Linked DNA regions of Mus musculus: region 1 is linked to region 2. A link is a loop called in an ENCODE intact Hi-C map of the cell type or tissue named here. Cell type or tissue: gastrocnemius. All regions are shown on one strand. Each heading gives the region's core, and the rest is flanking DNA. Links, peaks and the distances in the headings are about the cores only. Region 1 overlaps Umad1 (UMAP1-MVP12 associated (UMA) domain containing 1). Region 2 holds the start of Glcci1 (glucocorticoid induced transcript 1).

Region 1 (8,340 bases), core at 110-8,109, 96 kb after region 2:
CTTGTGGAGGTCAGTTCTTTCCTAATATCACGTGGTCTCCAGGGACTAAACTTCTGTCTTCCAGTGTGGCAGCAAGTGCCTTTACCCACTGTGCCATCTTGCTGGCTCACACTGTGCATTTTCATATATGCACAAACGTGAAAGCAGCTATGTTGTACCCCTCTGCATCCAGATGTCCTGAGGCAGGCAAATTCAATTCTGCCATTGAACACAGGAGTGATAGTGTTACTCTCACTGGCCTCGCCTAGCCTAGAACTCCACTAGAAAAACAATGTTTGGCAAACTGAAGAGGTGAGCAGAAAGCTGTGTTATTTGACCTTGGCTCTCATTTTCAAACAGGTTATATTTCAAAATAGAAGATGGGGTTGGAAAAGTAAACACAGCTGTGGTTTTTCCACCCTGTATGAGAATGAAGGAGCCATTCAGAATGGTAGGAGGCCGGCTGCTCCTTCAGCGTACACTTGGAACCCAAAGGAGTGTGCTATTATTTCATGTCACAGAGAGCTCAGGTCAGTATTGCTTTCTTACTGAAGCAAACTCTACACAGTATGAACCTGCCATTAAATGTCTAAATGACAGGCATCAAGGCCCTTCAGGGTCTACAGTCCTCACCACTTCCCACTGCTACAACTGTCATCATCCCATTAAATAAACCAGTCCTCATTTGGCCTTTCCCTGAGCCCACAGCAATCGTTACTATATTTTTCTTTTTAATCCTATGAATTGGTTTATTCGAGGGATCTTATGCAGATGTGACTGGCTTATGTTTAGTAAAATGTTTTCAAGATCCATTCACAAGTGTGACTTGAATCAGAGCCTTTTCAAGGTTGAGTAATATTCCACAGCCTGTATACAGTACACTTTATCATCCAGTTGCTGATAGAAATTTAGAAGTTTATCATCTTTAGAATTTTACAGGACAATACTTTTAGGTAAGAGTATAATTGCCAGGCAGTGGTGGCGCACGCCTTTGATCCCAGCACTTGGGAGGCAGAGGCAGGAGGGTTTCTGAGTTCGAGGCCAGCCTGGTCTACAGAGTGAGTTCCAGGACAGCCAGGGCTACACAGAGAAACCCTGTCTCAAAAAACCAAAACCAAAACCAAAACAAACAGAATATAATCAACTAGGTGAAAAGCTAGGAACCAACAGGGCCAGCAGGAGCCGATGGGTAAAGGAACTCTGAATGTCTAAGAATGGGAGATGAGGAAACAGGAAAATCAGGTGTGACATGGCCCCGCTTACACTAAAGTTATTGCATAACTTCCTAAAGCAAACTTGGCTTGACTTACAAATCATAATTCAAGTTTTTACACCTAAATGTTTTGAGAAGTAAAATCTAAGCCTAAGTGAAAGCATTGGATCTTGTTTGGGGAAGTCTATAATCCCTAACCCTTCCGGCCACAATGGCACAATGGCACAATGGCACAATGGCACATTGGCACAATGGCACAATGGCACAATGGCACTCTGCTGGCTTCTTTTGTGTGCTGTTATGCAGTGCACGGTGTGACTCCCCGCTCTGGAGGAAAGCCCACCCAATAAAAATCATGGTGTCAATAACGTTAACAATGACTTGAGAATGGGCCAAATATTCACAATACGAGAAAAAGTTTAAAGGCCTCAGTTTTTGTATATTTTTAAGAGCCACAATGCTTTACCAGAATAACCTTTCTATAAGTGACTTGGAACTTCTCAAAGGAAAATACACTGAATCATTAGAAAACACAATAAATCAGCTCATCAACAGTAAGCTATAAATGTATAAATAACTCCTGACTACCCTTCCACAGCATTCCCATTGTTTCAGGGAGAGGGAATGGAATTATTAAGAACTAGAGCTATATACCATTATTTGTGGATTTCTAGATGAAAGTCAGTGCCTGGCCCTGGGTGCCAGTGCTCCCTGCTGCACCACAGGGCTTCAGCAAGGCTCTCAGACTTCCTGGATTCCATTCTCTTCTCTGAAACACAAGCTCACTGGACAGGTGAAGCAGCAGCGACGAGCCACAATATGAAGAGCTTTAGACTCTGAACTCTTCCTGACGTGATCCACAGGAAACAACTTTTAATTGATGCACCTGGGAACTGTAGGAGCAGTGGCCAAGGAGTGTGCAAACTCAAGTTATGAAAAGAATTTCTATAATGGAAGAATGCCCATCTTTATAGTGGTCTTGAATATGTAAGAAACAAACACTTAGCTAATGAGAAAAATGGCAGGCCATTTCATCTTTTCAGAAGTTATAGCTCTATAGGAATTAAGAATTTAATATTGACGTTCTTAGAGTAAAAAAATATACAACAGATTAGATTCTATGATTTGTAACAAATGTAGAAAATTTAGTATCAGTATTATGAACAGAATAAGAATAACCATACTAAATATATTAAAATAATTGTGAATATCATTGTTTGAAAATAGCAAATTCAGTTTGGAGGTGAAATTTGGGGCCAAACTGAAAGGATTTAAGGATTTCTTTCTGGATTGCTGTCCCCTGTATGGTGTGAGCTGGTATATCCATTAGAAATGATCCAGGGAATCTGTAGTGTTGTGTTAAGATTTTTGCTTTGCTTCCACTAATAGCAATATGATAAAGTAGAACTTTCCTCTGGTAATGGCAAAGTTTGGAGAGAGAAGGGAATTAAGAAAGACGCATATTCACAAAGATAAGCAAATACTGCTCTTCTAGGTGACTCAAGTTTGATTCCCAACACCAGGACTTGTCAGGGGCATCTGACGGCCCTGGCTTCAGTGGGCACCGGAACTCAAACTGCTCCTTAGAATCAAGTGTAGATACAATCCACCTGCTGCAAACTGCTCCTTAGAATCAAGTGCAGATACAATCCACCTGCTGCAAACTGCTCCTTAGAATCAAGTGTAGATACAATCCACCTGCTGCAAACTGCTCCTTAGAATCAAGTGTAGATACAATCCACCTGCTGCAAACTGCTCCTTAGAATCAAGTGTAGATACAATCCACCTGCTGCAAACTGCTCCTTAGAATCAAGTGTAGATATAATCCACTTGCTGGCTGGCAGAGCTAGAAGAAGAAATGTGACAGGGAAGGGACGCACACAGTTCTTTCCCCTCACGAGTCAGCTTTGTTTCCATGATGTCTGGGCCAGGGAGCAGAGAGGCTGGGGCTGGACGGCAGGCGCAGCATGCACAGCTCTGCGGGGCCCAGGTGCGCATGTGCTGTTGGATAAGCAAATGTGGCTTTCCGAGGCTCGGGATTTCACCAGTTTGCAGACAGCCACTTTCAGAACCTTCCTGAGTGCAGTTTTTCTTTCTGCCTTCCAGAAATAATTGCTACAGTTTTAACTGCTAAATTGACACAAAAGTGTATACGTATAATTTCTAAAAGTGGTCTTAAATGTACAGAAATCACATTTAGAGTTAAATAAAGATTCAGTTTATCCTCCCCAGCTCTCTGCAGGTGAGACAATGATGGGAATTCTCTGAAGACACTAAATAATTCACAGTTTGCCTATGAAGTTGGAAATACAGCGGTTTAGAAAAAGAGCTCCCACACATTATTAAGAAGTAAATTATACTAGCTGTTACTGAATCTAGTTTTGCTAACTTTCTTCTAGGTAAATTGTAAGGTGGGCTTATTTCCAGGACTGCAGGCATTAGCTCACACTGAATGGCACTTATTTGCCAGTCATCTTAGATAACATCTCATTAAGTTTTCTTTATGTGGTAGGTAGGTACCATTTTAATCTCTGGGATGCTTACCCACCATTCTCTGCATCTTGCTCATCTGACCTGCGAAGAAAACAGGGAGCCTTTCAAATGTAGAGTGCACTTGTTTCTGAAGCCCTTACAGTATCTCCTATAGGAGGCTATACAATACTTTATCTTTCTCTCCCAACCAAAGAAGGCACATACAATGCAGAGAAAACCAGTTTTTTTGTGGGGTGGGGTGGGGTGGGTGTTGTATTACGTATCATTTTATATCCAGCTGGATATGCTAATTCTATGCAGATCTTAGAAACCCTGAAATTACATACTGTTTAGACTATTTTAATCCCTGAAAGCACCGCTGTGATCCCTGAATAATGTATTTTTAAAATAACTGCTTTACCTTCACCAAATATATTCAGTTAAATTTCAGAACTTAAAGGGACAGCACGCTGCTCTGTGTTCAGGAAGATGATTCCTCCCAAAGCAAGCCCTTTGTGGGTAATCGTCCAGCAACTGGCACTGCCCACATTTTCTAGCCCACAGCACTTGTGGGACAAGGGCAAGAAGGTGCCAGATGGCTAGGACTTGAGCTGCAATCTGTTCTTAGCAAGTTAAAGGTACTGTCCCTTTAATTGGTTCAAACACAAGCCTCGTGCCCATTTAACATGATTCTATGCTAAGAGATGATATCAGAGGCTAGAAAGGGGAATGAGGACATTTCCGGGACTCTATATAGTCGCAAGCTTCTGGGTGGACCTCGACTGTTGAGAAGTAGGAAGTATATCACCACTATTTACGTTCAGACCAGCACAAAGGAGAGTGATCCTTTCACGCCTGAGGAGCATAGCTGATTGCTTGGACGTATATATCACTTCCTATTTAAATGCTTTCAATTAAAATCCAAACAAAAATTGCTAAGGGTAATAGAGTTCAAGCTAGGAGTATCACTGCGATTGCTTAAAAGATATAAAAAGAGCTGGGATCATATAATAGGAAAAGTAAAATGAATTGCAAGCCAAACAACCTCAAAATTATGAGTGAATAATCAGTCGCTTAAGAGGAAAAAACAGAAAATAATTTCATTTGTGCAAAATATACTCAGTTGGCCTTGTTCCTCTAATTCCAGTAAGCAAAATGTTCACTCTCTTTGAAACCCACAGCAGGTCTTTTTTAAATTTTATTTATTTATTTAATTAAATTTATACTATGAGCTTTGTACTGTCTCCTAACAATGAGTTCTGGGCCAATCACATTAGGTAAAATTAATATGATATTTGAGATCAATACAACAAAAGCCCCACGGTTATCTTGTATGGTCAGGAAATCCAGGCTCACAATATACATGTGGAAGTCATGATACAACCTCGGGGTGTATTCTTCTTTTCCAATCTATTTGAGACAGGGTTTCTCTTATGTTGGTTGCCAGTGCATACTGCAGCCTAGCTGGCCCATGAGTGTCTAACTCTCATCTTCCTGTGGAAGCACTGGAATTAAAGAACTGTACGACTATACTCAGTTGTCCATGCCTTCTGGGGATTCAAACTTGAGTCCCATATCTCTGTGGCAAATCTCCCCAGCCCTCCAATTCCTTTTCACGCTAAAAGCACACTAGCATGGCTAACGGTGAAAGCCTAGACACGTTCCTGCTACTCGCAGGGTTAGAGAAACATGTCTTCTGCTCAGCGCTGTTCTCCAGAGTTTCCCCAGGACAGCTAGGTAGACAGTGAGAGGCATCCACACTGGAGAGGAAGAAGTAAAACTATTACCATACAGCGATGATAGGATTTGTCTAAGTAGAAAATCATGAGGCACCCATTAAAGTGCAATTGCACTCACTAAGAACTACTAAATTTAGCAAGGTTATAGGACACAAGACTCACATTTTAGAAATCAGCTGTGGCTGGTGCTGGAGAGAAGACTCAGTGGAGAAAAAACGCTTTCAGTGCAAGAACGACACTGTGAGTCCATCCCAGTGCCCACATCAAAAGCTACGAGTGGTCAGGCATGCCTGGAAGAACAGGGCTGAGCAGGACGGGAAGAGGCGGAGAAGGATCACTGGGGCTTGCTCACCACCACCCTTATCTAGCTCCAGGTTCAGGGAGAGACCCTGTCGCAAAGAAATAAAGTCAAAAACCATGAAGCAGAATACCTCACATTCTCTGACCTCCACTGACTGTGTGCACACAGGCACATATGTTTGAATATACAGTGTTAGTACAACACACACATACAAACACACACACGCACACTTTAATAAAATCAGATGGTTGTGAACTAAGCAAAGATATTTTGGTAAGCAATGGAGTAAATATACCAAACTAATGTAAAATTGTGATAGAACTGAAAAACTACTATGCCATAACTATTGTTTGTAATATGTAATATATATAAACAACATAAAACTCATGAGTCTATGATGGAACTGATATAAAGAAATCTACTATGTTTACACTTGGATTAAAGTACAAACTAAGTATCCACAGTACATAGTGCTTGATTATGATAAATGCCTCTGTGACTGTTTTACTACAAAAACAATAGTTTTAGTCACTACTTTTAAGTATACTTCACACACACACACACACACACACACACACACACACACACACACACAACTTAAAATTAGCCTCAGGGAGGTCCTTCAGGAAGAAGTCCAGAAGAAAGTCAAGTTCTTCTAGGAAATGGCAGCATTACAGTCTCTGAGGGTTTACAGCAGAAGGTGCTGTGATATATCTAGCTTTGAGGTTAGTCTTCCTGCCATGGGTAGACCTAGAATAACAGTTGTGCTTGCCTGGTACTTGTAAGAAAAAGCTTAAAAATGAAAATATTTAAAAATGGAAAATTACATAGAAGTTATAAAATAACTTAAAGAAATATTTTGCATAGGTAATGTGGTGCTTTGAGTGAGAATGACCCCCACTGGCTTTCTGATTTGCATGTTTAGTCCCCAGGTTTGGAAGATTTAGGAGGTGTGGCCATGTTGGAGTAGGCATATCCTTGTTGGGAGGATGTGGGAGTGGGCTCTGAGGTCTGCACCAGGTACACTGTCTCTCCTCCCCTCTCCTGCCTGTAGATCAGGTTTCAAGCTCATAGTTACTTCTCTAGTGCCTTGCCTGCCTTCTTCCCACCATGAAGATCACGGACCGACCCTCCCAAACTGTGAGCAAGCCGCTAACTAAGGTTTTTCCTTTTCAAGAGTGACTTGTCATGGTGTCTCCTCAAAGCAGCAGAACAGTGACTGAGAAAGCTCCAGTGTGTGTATTTTAATGTTATTACAAAAGCACTAAGATAAAGGTGTACAAAGCAAAAAGTTATAGTAGGCTGAGGTTAACTTTCGTTGAGGAAAACTACTGGAATCCATATGTCATAGGAAGTGCACAGAACTGTTACAGCCTATGGAGGGACAGTTAGGCACAAGGTTACTCACTCAGTGCCTCGCACAGAGGAACTTCCAGTTCTGTATTCTCCAAGCATGGTGAGGTATATCATTTTAAAATGTTGACACCATGGTTTTGATGTGCTGTTTTGATATCTAGACATGTTGACGTGTTTTAACTGCCAACAGTATTCAACACTACTAGCATACTGGGTAGATTTGTAGCCTGGCATCAACAGGCTACACCATACCGCTTAGCTCTGGAGTGGCTCATATCAGCAGTTTGCTGAGTACACTTGATCTTTCCCAGCACCTAATGATGCAGCTTACAGAACACATTCTTGTTGTTAAGTGGCATGTAAATATATGCCTGTACATTGTCATGAACAACCCAGGAATGAAAGTGAGATAAAAATGCATTCATAATGCCATCGAAGGCACTTCTAAATATTCAGGAACCCTTTAATAGAAGCACAAAATTTACATTCTGAAAACCATAAGGGATTTTGAAAAGAAATTAAGGCCTTAAGCAGACAGGAAAGCATCCCACATTCAGGCATCAAATGTAAAGCTGCTCAGATGGAGGCTCCTTAAACCGAGCTTCAGAACCCTCACAATCCTTTCAGAACAGCAGGGGGTTCTTGCAAGAGATTCTAAAACGCAGATCAAATAGCCACAGACCACGAATCACCCAGAATTGTGGAAAAGTAAAACAAAACTGAGACTTGTGATTTCAAAATTCCAGTTGTCAACAGTGTCCTTTGACATAAGGATGAGGAGACCAATCAATGGCCTAGAACTCAAAGACTGGAAATAAACCCAAGTGTTAACAGTCACATGCGTTGTCACCAGAGTGCACTGCACCGTGGAGGAAGATTTTTTTCCCCAGTATTTAACACTGGAAAAGCTTTTTATTCAATGGGAAAAAATTGATGCCCTGTATCACATCATATAAAAATACTAGGTCAAAATGAATCAAAGTCCCATGAAAGCTAAACTGTAAAACTGTTAGAAAACATGTAGAAGTAAGCCTTCATGACCTGCAATTTCACAATGGGCCTGAGCTATGACACCCAACACAGACACAGCCAACAGAAAGAAAGGCTGAGGAGAGCAGTTTATCACGGCAGCTGGAGAGCGCTTCCTGAAGACCCAGGTTCAATTCCCAGCACCCACATGCTGGTTCACGCCTGTCTGTAACGCTAGTTCCTGAGGAGCTGACCCTCTTCTGGCCTTCTAGGCAGCACCAGGCACAGAAATGGTACACATAGACATACAT
Region 2 (8,340 bases), core at 202-8,201:
GAAATACACAAGAAAGAAAAATTACAAAAAGAGAATGATCCAGGAACAGCAACACAACACAACTTTCAATTTGTAATTACCAAGCTTCTAAGTAAAGCATGATGTTAGCAGGCTTATGCATATTCCATTAAGGTAGCATTTAAGCTACGGTACAAAAACAAAGAGAATTACTATCTTTCTGTTGGATGTTAAAGTACAATACGATAAATCTTAAAACTGGTTGCTCCTCTTTACAGCATTGTTTTCTCCCCGTTTTCTGACCCAAGCACCAACTCTTACTTAGCTTAACCCCATAAATATGCATGCTAGGAGTGTTTATGAGAAAAACAGACACTGGATTCAAAATCCTGCTTACAATTCTTTGTGATACAAGAATAAGAAAACTTAGTTTCTATACTTTCTTCCATAGTTAGACAAAAGGGGAATAAAATTCTGAATGCTTCCTTGTCACCCATAATCCAAATTCCCAGAGCTCTGAAAGCTTTTTGTAAACAACGTACATCTCCATGAAATACATATCCCGAGTCAATGTCTACCTAAAAAGTGTTGTGTGTCATTTCTCAAGACATAATATAATGTCTAGCCTCCCACTTTGAGAGGTGCAAAAAAGGAAGGAGGCGAGCAGAGGAAGAAACGGTGCACGTTGTTGTTTTTCATTCATGCAGTAGAGTGATGTCAGTGTCAGTGTCTGCAGCAGCAGCAGCAGCAGCAGCAGCAGCAGCAGCGCTTTGGTCAATGGAGACTAAAACCCCCTGACGCCGGAACCTGAGTGAATTCAATGGAAACTCATTGCAACTGTTAAGTCTCAGGAGAGATTTGAAGTGGCTAAGCAGACAGAACGTATTACTTACATGTTGTACTTTCAATATGGGCAGAGGAGAACAAGGCAGAATGTGGACCAATAACATAGTGATAATACAATCAAGAAACTAGGAGCACAAGAGCATGCTTTCAAAAATCACTTCAATGCAAGAAACTGACAAAACACCTAATGCTACACATAGCACAACTACAGCACAGAAAGCTCCTCAATTCCTAGCACAAGCTGTGACCCTGCAAATCTGTCTACTGCACAAACAGACTCAAAACCAAGTGTTTTCATCGTGATTGCATTAAACTCTGGTGTGCCATTCTACAACAAAGAGTAGAATTTAATCCTGATCACAAATTTCATTAAAACTGCTTCATGATGGGGCATGTAATTCCTAAGCAATTAGGGCTTTTGAAGGATGTAGAAAAACAAGTTGTACTATTATCTGTGCTAAGATGTTACTGTTTATCAACAAAAGGAAAGGAGGTGCTAGGTGCCCATTGTATTTTTGCAGCAATTGCCAAAACTTCTCAAACACAGCCCACAAAATCCTCTGCACACAATCTACAATTCCTATTTTTATTTTATTTTCACATTGTTCCTAAAAGAAACCCCCCCAAACTCCCATTAACAAACTGTTAAAGCTAAATCATTCAAAAACGGCTGTGACTGCTGCTGCTTTTCTTTCTGTTACCTCTCATTTAACACAGCTCCAAAAAATGTGCAAGGGAGTTGCATATGGCATTAATCTGTTAGAAAATGGTGGAGTTTTCCATAAAATACACCCAAGGATGTGTGTTCAGTTGTGGTCATTATTAGGGCGATCACGTTGTTTTCATTCATTCATTCAGGATTTGCTGGAGGATGTCAGTTTCTGCAGCAGCTGGCTTGACCTGGGGGAGGAGTGGGGAGCAATTCCCTCCTGGTGCATACAGATTACAGGATGTATTTCTTGGTGCTCCTGCACTTATTCCACCGCACTAACATCCTACCCAGAGGCTTACCATCAAGGGATCTGAAAGCAAGTGCTTTAGCAACATGCTAATTACACATCTAAATTAAAGCTAAAAATACCTAAACTTTGATCTATCATATTGCAATCCCTTTCCCTAACTCTAAACACCTTAAGAACGTCCACCTTAAACAAAAAAACCCCACATACCACACAAACATTGTATGAAGCTTGGTAGTATTTCCCTTCTGAGCAGGCTTTTTTGTTGTTTTCTTTCCCTACTCCGAATGATTCCTTCCACAATGCTGCAGTAGTAGCAGCAGCAGCAGCAACTGTAGCTCTAGGCTGGTATCTAAGAATATTAGGTACTCGACTCTCCCTTATGGCCGGTTACGTCCCTGTTTTGCCTAATTTTCTTTTTCTCCCCCAGGAGTCAACTAGTTCATGCAGTATGTCCCTAGGCATAAACAAAACCAAACCCAAACAGAAAACATTAAGGGGAGTCCACAACATCCTCCCACTCACCATTACCTTTGATACCTAACAAAAAAGAAAGGAGATCTCTCTACACAGCTCAGCTGAACTGCTAAGTATACTTAAAGATGCAAGGAAAAAGTGAACACACTCCACAAACAGGCTTTAAGAAATTCACCACGAAAACCACCATTCCGGCATAAGCCATTTGTAGTGCAGTAGTGATCTAATACATGACTATATAAAGTAGAGGAGAGGATGGATAAACAGCATACACTTTAAACTGCCTCCCCTACACATGCAAAGGATATTCTAACAACCTAACTACCGCCATCAAGTCTCCAAAACACAAACATACTCCAGACAAGAACTTTGTGGGAAAGCACAAAGGCTGCAGAGATTACCACTACCACCTTATGCCCCGCTAGAGAGTTTGTGTGCGTGTTTAAGGGTTTCACACGGCTCCTCCTTGCCCGGCTCCAAACACAGAAAGCTAATAAGCTATTAAACCGAAACACTTTTCTTTTGCAGGCGAGGGATGCAAGATAAAATCTGAGTGGCGGTGTGAGGGTCGGATAAAAGTTGATTTCCAGGTCGCTCCTCCAAGCCCTGCAGCGACCTCAGGGTGGGGGGTGAGATTCCCAAAGCCACTTTCACACCTTCGGTAATGCACTAGCAAACAGAAGCCCGGAGAGGCTGAAGTTTTCCACGCAGGGCACCGTCGGGGAGACGCAGCCCGGGAGGACGGGAGGGTTGGGCTCGCTACCTCTGCACACGGGCGAGCCGGGACTCCGTCTCTCAGGTGAGCTGCTCCTCCGCCGGCTCTCGGGGGACCGTCTCGGGCGGCCCTTGGCGCGAGGCGCCTGCTCGGCTGGGGCAGCGGCCGGCGGTGGAGTCGGGCTGGACGGGCTGGGGCCGCGGGCCCCTCCGGGCCCGGAGAGACTGCCGAGCGCGGCGGCGGCGGTGGCGGCGGCGGCGGCCGGGCGCGTGGGGCTGTGCTGGCTGCCCCGCAGGAGCTGGTAGGGCACCGTGGCGCGGATGGGCTGCAGCAGCCGACCGGCTCCCGCAGCCGGTGCGCAGCTCCCGGCCGGCCCCGTCCCGCTCCCGGCAGCGGCGGGCGGGGAGCCCGCGGTGCTGCGCCGCATCCTCTGCGGCGCGGAGTGAGGGGTCTGAGAGGAACTGGAGGACGCAGTGGACATGGTGGCTCCGCGGGCGGGCGGGCGGGCGGGCGCGCGAGCGAGCGTGTGGGAGCCGGCGCCGCGGTGCGTGCGATGTGTACGGGGGAGGGGCGGGGAGGGGCGGAGCCGCGGGGCTCCCCTTCCGACGCGCACCCCGCCGCCGAGGGGGAGGGGACGCCGCGACGGCCAACGTCCAACGGCTCAACCGCCCCGCGGCGCTCTGCGGGGCGCTCACGGCAGAGCCCGCGTCGAGCCCATGGCCGCCGCCGCCGCCGCCCCGGGCATCGCGCTGACAGGGCACTCGCCCGCTTCCCGCGGCTGCTCAGCCCTCGCGGGGGGTCGCCCGCGCGACACGACTCGGCGACCACGGGCAGCGCCGGGACTTTAGCCTCGGAGGAGAGAAAGGGGCCTCGAGGCGCCTCGCGCTGCGCGTAACCCGCGCCACCGCAAACGCCGCCGCCGCTGCCGCCGCCACCTCGACCCGCTTCTCACTCGGAATGGCAACTAATCCTGTGTCGGCGCCCCGCCTCCGGCCCCGCCTCTGGGCGTTCCGGACCCGGCTCCTGCGGCTGCGAGCGCTGTGATTGGCAGCGCCACCCTACTCCGGGATGCCAAGGAATGGTTGTATTGTCGGAGTGAGAGGAGACTCGGCCAATTACAGTACCACGTTTCCGCTCTGGGGGCGGAGCATGGAAGTGGATGAGAGAGGCGGGCCTCGCGCGGAGGGAGGGACTTAAGAGTTGACAGGCTTTGAGGTGAGGGTCAGGTTAGAAAAGTGGGTCCATACGTGCCCTGCGCGGACTCCGACGCCCAAAGACACGCGCGCGCTGCGATAAGCAAGTTACAAGGATTCCACCCTCCAGTGCTCTCTACAACCTGGGGCTGAGGACGCTGAAGCCAAACTAATTTTGCAAATACACCTGCATCCGGTGAGATGTTTTAGTTAAAGCTGAGTGAAGGATCCTTAACCCTTTTAATCTTAGAAATGTCTTTAAGTGTCCTAGTCGCCTTGTGAATCAAAACAACTTCAGGATTAGTGTATGGATGCTACATTGAACAAAATGCACCTGCCATTACAACCTGTTTGTCGTTACAGGGTAGGGTGGAGAACATCACATTCTGAATTGTACACGTCAACAAGAAAATTTACAGCATCGCATCATCAGATTTATTAATGGAGAGCACCTAGTTTACTACCCCGGAGCTGATGGTCTCTTGGGAGAAAGACCAGGCATAATGTAACAATTCATTGTGGTCATTTCCTCTGTGTGATGGCACTGGGGGTTATTCTTCTGCAAGGAAAATGAGAAGTACGAAGATTTTAGATGGGCATAAGAAAGTATATAAAACCCTAATCAGGAATAGTTAAAGCTCTACATCAGATACCTCCTATTAATTCACATGAGATAAACAAAAACATAAGATTTTACAAAATAAAGAAGTGGCGTGTCAGATTGGCGTCTGCCTGGTGTCTGCCCACACTGGCAAGCTTCCTGATTCCAGGCACTAAATGATCAGTTTCACTCAGAGGAGCCACCTTTCTCTGCTTCCCTGTGTGGTCAGACAGAAATTAAATGAAATTAAATGAAAATTTTTAAAAAAATAAGAAAAAATAAGAAGCACAGTAAATTGTTGTTTAGAAAAAATATTGATGATGCCTAATCAAAATACAAAAAATAGCATCTAGTACTATATCCTACTATATTAGTCATAGTTCTATGCTTTATCACATATAAAAATAATAGCTAATGTTTACTAAACATTCACCACGTGCTAGCCACTGTTCTAAGGACATTATTATGTGTTAACTCATTCGTTCTTCACATAATCCACAAGGTATGTGCTGTTATTATCCTCCCTGCTTTATCTGGGGCACAAAGACACTAATTGTCTTGTCTGAGATCACTCAGCTAAGTGGAAGCTGAGGCCAGAGGGACCCAGGCAGGCGTCTGAAGAAGCCCTGTGCCCTTAGTACCTCCAAGCAGAAGATGCGTGTTCTGATTAAGAGACTTTATGGTAGCTCACAGATGTCCAAACGAGCTTTTAGACATGACTAGCAGCTCCCTTTTCTTACTTTCTAGAACAAATTATACTTTAATTATCTATAGAACAAAATAACTTTAAAATTTGACATAATTTGTCTATTGTATTAATTTTTTCATCTAAAGATTAATGGTTTCACTAAGTATAACCTTTTGTGAATAGAAACAATAAATGGCTTCTTTTGGTGGGTTTTTTTTTTTTGGAATAGCAAGAATAAGATTACAACAATGTTATACTAAAATGTATAAAGGTTTTAAACTACTGATAAATGTCTAACGTTGGTAATTTGATCACAGCACAGCTTCATTATAGAAATGTCATCTTGGGTCACCTCTGGACCAACCTCAACACATTAGATGATCATGATTCTAAAGTCATAGTGAGCCACCGTTGGCAATGGTCAGTAGCAGTTCGTTTGGATCAAAAACAATAGAGCTGGCCATAATTTTAGGTTTCTTGTTCATTCAGATCTGATGTAATAAGTTTAAGTTGTATCTAAAATCTAAATGAGAGAATTTGCATGAGTTTTTAAGTGCCAATTTTTTAATGCATCTCATGCTAGAAATTGAACCCAAAGTCTTGAATAGGTTGCTCAAAATGCTGTGCCATTGAATTACCCACAGATACTATCTGATCTTACAATATTACTTTTACTTTCTGGTAACTCATCATGAGTTTTTTGAAATTCCAATCATTTTCTCTTTATTCAAGAAAATATGGTTCCCTCTAAAAACTTTATTCTCATGATGGTCATACCTAAGAATTTAAATGAGCTACAATAAATGCAGCATCTGCCTTCAAATGCCTGTTAGTTAAATGTGTGATAATTTGTTCTTACTGCAGATGGTAACAAAAGCCAAGAGAATATAGAAGCATTGGAAAAAGTAAATATTATTACAGACTTATTTCTAGCTAAACACTATACATCAGATACAATAAACCCTGTAGCCACAGTATGGGTTGCTGGGTTTGAAGTCCACTGTTATACTACTGTAGCATAGACAGGCCCTGTGCAATTTCCCTGTTCATTGAGTGTGAGTGTAATGACCTCTGAACTTGTTACATAAGGCCTAATGTTAGTTATAAACCCATTACTACACTGCTCTGTCCTGAGGGAGTGAAAGCACAAGTTGATAACTTTAGAAACACCTTTGTTGGCTCAGTGGGTAAAAAAGAAAGCACTTGGTCAAATCTGACCACATGAGTGTGATTCCCCAGAACTCAGTATAGAAAGATAGGGGCAGTTTGCCCAAGAAATTGAACCCAGAGCCTTCCATAGGCTGCTCAAAGTGCTGTGCCATTAAGTTACCCCCAGATACTATCTAATCTTACAATATTATTTTCACTTTCTGGTAACTCATCAGGAGTTACCAGAAATTTCTTCTGATCTACTCAAGTGTGCAAGCACACACACACACACACACACACAGACAGACAGACAGACACACAAACATGCACAACACTCCATCCAAACTAAATGCATGTAATTAAAATTATAATAATGAACACCTCTTTTCTCAGGCCTCATATTTTGGATATTTATGGAACAACAATTTGCAAATCCCAGAACCATCCATAGACTAACCTAGAACAGGAGAAAGGAGACGTTTCCAACTACATGCAATTAACAATAAGCTGCCCCTCATAGAGAGAGAACAGAATGAAAAAATTGTGAGGCCTTGTAGAACTACCAGTTCCATCTGCTTGGTTCTTCTACCCATGCTTTTAAGACTTAATGCCTTCCAGTTTGAATATGATTTGTCCCCTAAAAGTCATGCTGAGGTTTATCCCCAATGTGAGATATTAAGAATGGGGAAACTCAGAGCTGCGGAGGTGGCCTAGCTGTTAAAAGCACTTGCTCCTTTTCTAGAGGACCTAGAGTCAAATCTCAGTATCCACGTGATGTTTCACAACTACCTGTAACCATCACCTGTAATTAGGTCCTGGCATGTCATCTCCAAGCTTATTACCCTAGTCTGCTAACCTAGGCCTGCCCCTGGAAACTTCTCGTTTCCATATAATCTAATCTAGGCCTACAATGTTTTCAGCTTCTGGGACCTGCTGCTGAATAAGCTAGCCCCTTTCTAGTTCTTTCTGAACTTCTGCTGTTTTGGCTCAAATCTCCTCTCCACACTAACAGATTCAAGCTGCCCCATCCATGTTTGTCTGTCTGTCTGTCTGTCTGTCTGTATCTCTCTGTCTCTGTCCCCCTGCAAGCATGGGTGCTTTCTTCTACAAACCAACTTTACCTTCATTGTTTGGGATTAAAGGTGTGTAGGAGGGACATGTCATTATTCTGGCCAGAGGGATTAAAGGTGTGTTAATAACTGAGCCACCATAACACAATCTCAGGGTCCACAGTGTGATCAAACATCCTGCAACAGTCACCCTATTCTGGCCTCTACGGGCACCAGCACACACGCGCTGCAGAGATTTACATGCAGATAAAACATCTATATTAATAAAATAAACAGTTTAGTGGTGTTTTCTTTGTTGTTGTTGTTTGGCTGGTTGGTTTTGGTTTCTGTTTTGAAAGCACATGGAAACGTGAACTAGTGAGATAACTCCACAATGAGGGAGCTTGGCCATCAAGCCTGAAAGCTAAAGTTCCATCCTAGGAACCCACACGGAGAAAAGAGAGCCAACTCCCAGAGGCTGTCTACTGGCCTCCTTGTGCGCACCGTGACACACACAGTAGGTGTACACACATGCACACAAATAAGAATGTAGAAGTGTAGAAATTGAAACTGACTGTTTGCTTCAGAGGTAAGCACATTTTAGGGTGGAGCCCCCGTGATTCAATCTGGTGATCTTATAAGCCTTATAAGAAGAGGAAGAGAGACTAGACATACATACACAAAGGCTTCCTGTCTCTTGCTCTG

Evidence for each region. Hi-C counts contacts between places; a loop is a spot of excess contacts. Peaks named below come from ENCODE experiments on the same cell type or tissue, not always from the same donor. Only the 100,000 strongest peaks of a DNase experiment are listed, where the experiment ranks them.
Region 1: a loop joins it to region 2, with 2.0 times the contacts of the local background. A loop is called at or near these places in 3 of 42 quality-filtered maps.

The regions. Positions count from the first base shown.
Region 1 is chr6:8,409,036-8,417,375 of GRCm38, reverse strand. All of the region lies in intron 3 of Umad1 (UMAP1-MVP12 associated (UMA) domain containing 1), which reads right to left. Among named protein-coding and RNA genes, the nearest start is that of Gm46952, 68 kb to the right of the region's middle. In gastrocnemius, for the core only: no CTCF peak of the experiment used is centred there; DNase peaks (open chromatin) are centred at 3,160 and 4,221; H3K4me3 peaks cover 277 bases.
Region 2 is chr6:8,504,983-8,513,322 of GRCm38, reverse strand. It overlaps Glcci1 (glucocorticoid induced transcript 1), which reads right to left and starts at 3,723. Exons shown (of 8, transcript NM_133236.3): 1 at 3,004-3,723. The coding sequence starts at 3,436. A430035B10Rik (RIKEN cDNA A430035B10 gene) reads left to right here and starts at 4,162. Exons shown (of 2, transcript NR_040452.1): 1 at 4,162-4,344; 2 at 4,512-6,264. In gastrocnemius, for the core only: a CTCF peak has its summit at 3,877; DNase peaks (open chromatin) are centred at 3,107, 3,630, 4,000, 4,891 and 2 more places; H3K4me3 peaks cover 4,352 bases; H3K27ac peaks cover 2,811 bases.